2 separate regions of the Mus musculus genome follow, and region 1 is linked to region 2. The links are chromatin contacts, found by Hi-C or POLR2A ChIA-PET in ENCODE. All regions are on one chromosome and are shown on one strand. The core of a region is the stretch at or near the end of the contact, and the rest is flanking DNA. Distances in the headings are between cores, read along the strand shown. Region 1 holds the start of Bcl3 (B cell leukemia/lymphoma 3). Region 2 holds the start of Nectin2 (nectin cell adhesion molecule 2).

What was found. A loop is a pair of places that touch in the nucleus more often than their neighbours do. ChIA-PET counts read pairs that join two places held with the same protein, here RNA polymerase II (POLR2A).
Region 1: POLR2A ChIA-PET joins it to region 2 with 11 read pairs in Patski. The contact joins the promoter of Bcl3 here to the promoter of Nectin2 in region 2. A Hi-C loop is called at or near these places in 2 of 37 maps with a recorded cell type or tissue (ES-E14 and mouse trophoblast stem cell). POLR2A ChIA-PET finds 5 or more read pairs at or near these places in 4 of 5 experiments (Patski and embryonic stem cell).

What each region holds. Positions count from the first base shown.
Region 1 is chr7:19,821,119-19,824,838 of GRCm38, forward strand. Bcl3 (B cell leukemia/lymphoma 3) reads right to left here and starts at 1,637. Exons shown (of 9, transcript NM_033601.3): 1 at 1,319-1,637. The coding sequence starts at 1,559.
Region 2 is chr7:19,748,169-19,751,700 of GRCm38, forward strand. It overlaps Nectin2 (nectin cell adhesion molecule 2), which reads right to left and starts at 1,405. Exons shown (of 9, transcript NM_008990.3): 1 at 1,047-1,405. The coding sequence starts at 1,134. Gm34744 (a long non-coding RNA gene) reads left to right here and starts at 1,402. Exons shown (of 3, transcript XR_881878.3): 1 at 1,402-1,781.

The sequences.
Region 1 (3,720 bases), core at 387-2,886, 73 kb after region 2:
TGCTCCTGCACCCTCCATCCCTCACCTCTAACCTCCATCCCTCACCTCTAGCCCCCACCCCTCACCTCTAACCCCCACCCCTCACCTCTAGTCCCCACCCCTCACCTCTAACCCCCACCCCTCACCTCTAGCCCCCATCCCTCACCTCTAGCCCCCATCCCTTACCCTAACCTTCATTCCTTATTCCTATTCCTTCCTACATCACATCTCTTCTCTCACAAATGTCTGACCTCCATCTACAGAAAGGACCCTTAAGGGCAGAGAGAGCCCTGTCACCACCCAGCAGGGGACTTCAGTTATAAGATTACACTGTGAGTAATTAGCTGAAGGAATAAATGACAAGCTAATATCTGGGTGTAGGGGATCTGGGGAGTTGGGGCTGTCAGAAAACTTGTCCTTTAGAACCCTTTTGGATGACAACGTTGGGAAGGGTCATTGCACAGATGGGGAAATGGAGGGCAGGGTTCTCATCAGATGGAGAAGGTCTCTTGTTACATAGTGTCCTCCTGCTGGAGCATGATAGGTAGTAGCTGAAGAACCTGGAGGGCCCAGAGACCTCAGCAGCGCTGGGGTATTTAGCAGATAGTAATGTGCCTACTGCAGGTGGATGTCCCTTCCTGGATATAAAAGTTGAAGAGAAAGGTATCCGGTTTCTTGCTGTCTGACCAGCTCTGGGGTTCCCTTTCTAAAGTCCCCCCTTCCCAGGTCCCCGAATCCCTCTCCTTGGACCGAAGCCCTTCAGTTTCTAAATTCCTTGTGTTCCCTCTCTTAGAACCCTCAGTCCCCAAGCCTGCCCCTAGGGCCACCTGACCCAGGGACACTTGTGAGTGCTCACAACTAGCCTGCAGAATGCAGTCACTATCGCCCTAAGACCTCGGTTCCCAGGATTTTAACCTACCGTATCAGCCTCCTTGGATCCTGGGTCCATTTCTATTCATCTCCCCATATCTGCTTACCAGAACCCCAGTTTCCAAGGTCCGAGTGACGATTATTCATAGTTCTGAACATCTGGTCTCTCCCAACCAGATATTCTGCGTCTCTGGAGTGTCTTGGGATCCCATATCTGCGACACTGGACGCTGTCTTCTGACCCCCATTCCCCAAGGCCATTTGACCCTTGGGCACCTGCCTGGGTGAACTTCTTGGCACGCCCATGGCTGAGCTCCAGGGCCTCTCAACCTCTTTCCTAGCTGTCTTTGGGTCATCAACTTGCACCCTGGAGTCCCAGCTACCAGGAACCCCAACTATTTGTGTCCTGTGTTCTGCTGACCTTAGGTGGCCCCCACCCGGCCCTGACTTTCATGGGGGAGGCCACTCACCCTGGTAGTAAAGGGCCTCCGGCCTGGCCACACAGTGGGGGGGCCCAGGGACAACCGGGACGTCGCAGCCGCTGCGCAGGGCGTCCAGGGGTCCAGCGGGGCTGCGCGTGGTTGCGGGCTCTGGGGACGCGGGGCGCAGCGGGCGTTTGCGGAGTGGCAGCGCGGCGCCCGGGGTGCCCTTGGGCCGGGTGCGCAGGTCCACGGGCCCCTCGTCCATGGCCCCCGCGGGGCATCGGGGCATCGGGCCGCCCGGAGACGCCGGGGCGTGCGGCGAGCTCGGCACGGGAAGGCGGTCTCGCCGGGCAGCGGGACTTCCCCTGCCGCCGACTGAACTGAAGGGACTTTTGTCAGTCGGGGCGGCGCCCGCCTCCCGCCTCCCCGCCCCCGGGCCCCCGGGGCCACCCGTCCGCCCCAGGGGTTTCCTGGACCCGCGTCTCGGAGGCGGAGCTCCTGGTCCCCACCCGCCACTCTGCTCATTGTGCCTCTGGCCGGGAGCTCTGTCTGGGTCTGAGTCCTTGAGATTCTCACATCTTCTGTCTGTCTCTCGCTTTGTTAGACTGGAGCTCCTGTAGCCCAGGCTAGTCTCGAACTCACTATGTAGTAGAGGGTGGTCTTGAACTTCTGTTCCTCCTGTTTCAACCTCCTGAGTGCTGAAATGACACTTGCACTACTGTGCCTTGATCTATTTGTCTGTCTGTCTATCTATCTATCTATCTATCTATCTATCTATCTATCTATCTATCTATCTATCTATCTTTCCAGCCAGCCAGCCTGCCTTCCTTCCTTCCTTCCTTTCTTTTTTTCTTGGACCATGGATCGAAGGCTAGCCTTAAATTTGCTGTGTAGCGGAAGATGACCTTGAACTCCTGATCCTCCCTCCTCTACCTCCCATCTCGCCTGGGACACCATAACCGGCAAACGTTTCTGTTGGCTGGTGGGGGGGGGGGGAGGCTCCTGCGTGCTAGGGATCCATACTTCTAAGCCCCTCCCCCAAATCCCCCATCTCTGAATCTCTTGGCTGTGTCTGGCGATCGCTTCTACTTTTGTGAGCACCTTCCCCTCCCACTGGTCCCATCTTTCCTTTAGTATTTCTGACTCTTTCAGCCATCTCCCTTAGTGCCAACTCTGAAGTCCTTAGAGGCCACAGGGTTGCTAGGGCATGGGTCTGAATCCTGAGTCCTACTTCCTCTTGGGTGACCTTGGCCATGCACTTCTCCCTCTGAGCCGTTTCCTTTTTGCAATGCTGGAGCCTAGGAGCTTGTGCACTTGAGCGATCTCCCAGCCCTCTTTGCGTTCCGTTTTAAGACTAAGCTGTTCGGACTGGCTTTGCCTTTGTTCTGTAGCCCAGGATGGCTTAGAACCTGAATCTTCCTGTCTGAGGTGGGATGCAGGTCTGCACCATCAGGGTGAGCCCAGACTCACTCTTTGTGCGAGAGAAAAGCCCAGCCCAAGGCAGAGACTGGTTCTTGGCAGAAAGTAGCCACCCTCTGCCTTCCTCATGCCTCCTAACTCGCAGGGCACAGGATAGCTAGGGGTGCAGGAGAGCTCTGAATGTGTCTCCTTGCCAGGTCCCTGCACCCAGCCAGAGGCCTCAAAGAACGAAACGCCAATGAATCCCAGATGCAGAGAGAGAGAGGAGATTTGGAGACAGATCCTGAGAGATGCAAGTGTAGATAGGGAGAGTTAAGAGTTTGGACCAGCAGGCCTCACTTAGGGCTCAAGGCCAGACAACTGTGGGGGTTGGGGGGTGTAGGTTGACTCCCTCAGCTTTCCCCACTTCCCTTCCCACCCCAAGGAGGGGCTGGCTGGTGGGGAACAGGCCGGGCTGGTTGGGGCCCTGACTCAAACCCGCTGGAGCCGGGGAGGCGGGGCAGAGGCTCCGCCTCCTCCGGGTCCGCCCCGGGGCGGGGCAGCAGCTCGGGGCTTTCCCGGACATCCCGGGAGGTGGAGCACACACTGGGGTTGAGTCCAGGTCACTGAGTCACAGGGAGGCGGAGGGGGGCGGGGCGGCTTTGTAGACTTAGAGAGGCAGGGGAATAGCACCGCATGGCAAACCTGCTCAGAGGATTCTCAGGGTTCTCTGGTTCTTTCTCTGGATGTTCATGTGTCTCTACAAACCTGGCCCTGCATTCTGTTCCCTGACTCCTTTTTTTTTTCCAGGCAAGGAGACTCTCTTTAGCCCAGGCTGGCCACGAACTAGGGGCGATCTTCTTGCCTCTGCCTCTGTGCTGAAATTACAGGTGAGAGTCACCACCTCCATTTTTCTGTCCCTTTTTGTCCCTGTGCCCTCCGTGGTGCTTCTCTGGGACCGTGTAAGTGGGTGTGGAGTTGTGAAGGGACTTTGGCCGGCTGAGGCCGCACCCAGGTGGATGGTTAACCTGGTTTGTGGGATTCGAAGTGCC
Region 2 (3,532 bases), core at 155-2,654:
CCCAAACTAGGTGAAAGCGATACCGGAAAACTTCCCCAGGGACGTTGCCACTCACAAGGAAAGGGGGAAGGGGAGGAAAACTGCAAACCTCCCGGGCTCTGACTCTACCTGGGACACAGCCGACTAAGTTCCCAATTTCAGGCTACGTCTTTAAGCCTTTGATTATATTTGGGGGCAGAGGGGTAAAGGTCAGAGTCCCTTGATCATTAAATTCCATTGCCTACAGCTAAATCCGAACCTGCCAAGATAGTGCCTCTGGACCCTAACTGCACCTGGACCCCAGCGAGCAGAGCTCTTTGCCCACAGTTAAACCCAAGACCCACAAGTTTGAACCCCTTTTCTCCAATTCTATCTAGACCCGGGTTAGGCTCGCCTTCTGAGATCCTGGAGGCAGAACCTCTTAATTTTCCCAGAACCCAGGGGTCAGTGTCTGTAAACTCCCTGAGGCTTGCACTCCAGACTCACACCCTTCCTGCCCCTGAGTGCCCCCAACTCTCATCATTGGTTTGCCAAGGGCTCCCAAAGACCGAACTCATCCCCCCCCCAACACACACTCGTCTTGGGAACCTCGACTGTGGGTCCCCTCGCGCCCAATTCTCCCCGGGCCTCGGATGCCCAACCCAACAAGAAGGAAAAGAAAAAAAAGGGGGGGGGGTGTCGTCCCTCCTCACCATCACGACCCTCCAGCTAGTGTGAGTGGGGGGAACATTCTCCACATTCCTGAGGGGGGAGAGCAGAGACGGAAATCCAGATTCCGGATAAGTGATCAGCACAGGATGGGGAGGATTTAACCCTTTCCACGCCGAGGGAGGTGGAGGGGGTCAGAAACCCGGGTTAGAATGGACACTTGTGATTACGCGAGGTGCAGAGAGGGAGGTTAGGAGACTCGGAGAGAGAGCCCGGTGTGTTGCGAGAATCTCGATCAGTAGGGCCAACCTAGAAGGGGGCACGAGGGAAAGGGGCCTCGGGGAGCTGGGAGTGAGGTGGGGGACGATGCCCCGTTCCCTCCCTTCTGAGGACTGACGAAGGCATCCGCGCGTTTTCACCTGTTTCCTGAAGCAGGAGCAGTAGCAGCGGCAACAACGGCAGCGTCGGTGACAATCTGGACGGCGGGAGGACTGCGGCCCGGGCCATGGGGGGCCCGGGGAGGGACTGGGCCCGGGCAGGGGGTGCCTAGGGACCACTCTTCGTGTACCGATCGGCTGGGAGGGCAGTCAGGGGTCTGAAGTGTCCGGCTCCAGGCCGGCTTCCGCCGCTCACGGCTCCCCGGATCAGTTCGTTCGGCCCAGCTTTCCCTCGCCTGGCTCTCAGGATCCGCGCCCCCCGGCCCCTCGCTTAGCTCCAGCGGGCCGGACTCATGACGTCACAGGCCCCGCCCCTCTTCGCCAAGCCGATCCTAGGGCTCAGGCTCCGCCCCTCTCAGGGCTAAGACCCCGCCCATCCCGCGTCCCACACCTGTCTGGCCCCACGATTCTATCTCCGCCTTCTCCTGGAATTAACTATTTGACCACGCCCACTCGACATGGAGCCACGCCCACACACAACCCGGGAAGACCCACTGCGCCCCCTACTGGTCACTCTAATGAGACGCGGTCACACCCCCTTCTAAACTTCCGGTCGCCTCCCACCAGGAGAAGCCATGCCTTCTCGCCCAGACCACGCCCCACTGCCCTCTGGTTAGCCTGAGTATGTGGGCTCTCATAGGGCCTCCCTTCCTGAGGCACCGCCCCTTGGTGAGGCCACACCCCTGTCCCAGCCTTTCTCCTAGTCCTGCTGCTGTGGTAGGTCGGGGTCACTTCTTAGTGGACCCCATTTCTTTCTGATCTCTGCCCTGGGTTCTCGTGTCGCCGCATCATTTCTTTCCAGATTTCTCCTCTTTCTCTACCTCTGAGTCTCCCTCCGCATCCCCATGTTTCTCTGTGGCTCTGCTCTGGTGTTTCTTTGTCTGTCCATGTGCCTATGTCACTTAGTCCCCGTGTCTCGTTGCATTCCTTTGACTGTGTGCGTCTCTCTTTGCGTCCCTGTCACTTTCTGTTTCTTGTCTCATAGTTTTTTTCTGTGTCACTCTTAATATTCCTGTCCCTGCATCTGGCCTCTGCGTCCCTCCCACCCAGTATCCTTTTTTTATATCGCAGCCTTCCGCGAGGGGGCAGCATAAACCAACCCAGCAGGCCGAACCCCGCTGGGTGGGGCTGGACCAGTCAGTCTGTCCTCTGGCCCTACCAGTCCCTTCCGGTTGTCCTTGTCCCACTTTCTCTATCTCACCAGAATCCTGTGGTCTTTGTGGCTGGTTTTGAGGCGGCCCTTTTGTCTCTTCGTAGACGCTCCACCCTCCCCACCCCCACCCGCCTTTTCACATTCCCAGGGCCGCCGAGTGGAGCTAATGAGAAGGTCCACTTGTTGGGGATGGGGGAGGGGAACAGGTACTCCGCTGCTGAAGTACCTGACAGCCAAATCCTCCCCAAGGGCCAGGCATTTGGGGGTTTCTTGTGAGAGAGCCACCTGGGCTGGGGTAGGGCCCCTTCTCCACCGGCCACATACATGAAGCCCCTCTCCCATGTGGCAAGGCCCAAGGAGTGGACCCTGGCTCTGACCAACTTGCTTTCCACTCTTGTTAATGCTCCTATTTGTTTGCTTGCTGATTATTTTGTGTGTGTGCAGGCCGTGCTGACTTCTGAAGGGCAAATAACAACTTGCTTTGAGTTGGAAGCAGCAAGTGGGTGCCGGGGCCCCAACTCACGTAGCCAAGTTTGGTGGCACAACCTTTGAAGCCATTCCACCCACCTTGGTTTTGTTTTATGAGATGGCATCTCCTGTCGTCCTGGCTAACCAGCCAGGGATTGTAGGCATGCACTGACTCCAAGTTGAGCTAGCTCTCTCCTTTCTGAGCTGTTGCCACACCCCTTTAACAACATTGTTGATAAAGGGTTTTAGCTTTGTCTGCCCACCAGGCCCTCGTGTAAGTCTTCTCCCAAGCAGTCCCCGATCAAGCCGTGGAGAAGGAAGGGGAACTGAGTCATGGGAAGGGAAAGTGGCTTGGTGCCAAAGGTCAGGGTTATGAAAAGAGGCAGGTCCACAATGGACACTATTCAAAATTCTTTTGTTGCTCACAAGAATCTTAGGAAGGGGGTCGGGTTGGTGCTGCACAACTGTAATCCCAGTACTTAGGTGGCAGAAACAGAAAGATCTCACAGAATTCCAAGCCACTGTGGTCTACAGACCCAGTTCTAATCAGCGACGATCACCACGTGAGGGTCACCGTGTGTGAAAAGTAAACTAAGGCACAGGTTCTTTCCAAACCACCGCCAGAGAAGGAGCAGTGTGAGGTTTGTTGGTGTTTATAGTAGCTATGCAACATGACATCCAGATAATATCTCAGGTTTGCAAGGAACGTGGCATGAGGCTAGTGGTATAAATGACAGACACTGAGTAAATGCTCTGTAGCTTCCAACTTTTTTTTTTTTTTTCCCAAGACAGAGTGTCTTACTCAGGCTTTCCATAACTGCAATGAAACACTGTGACAAGAAAAGCA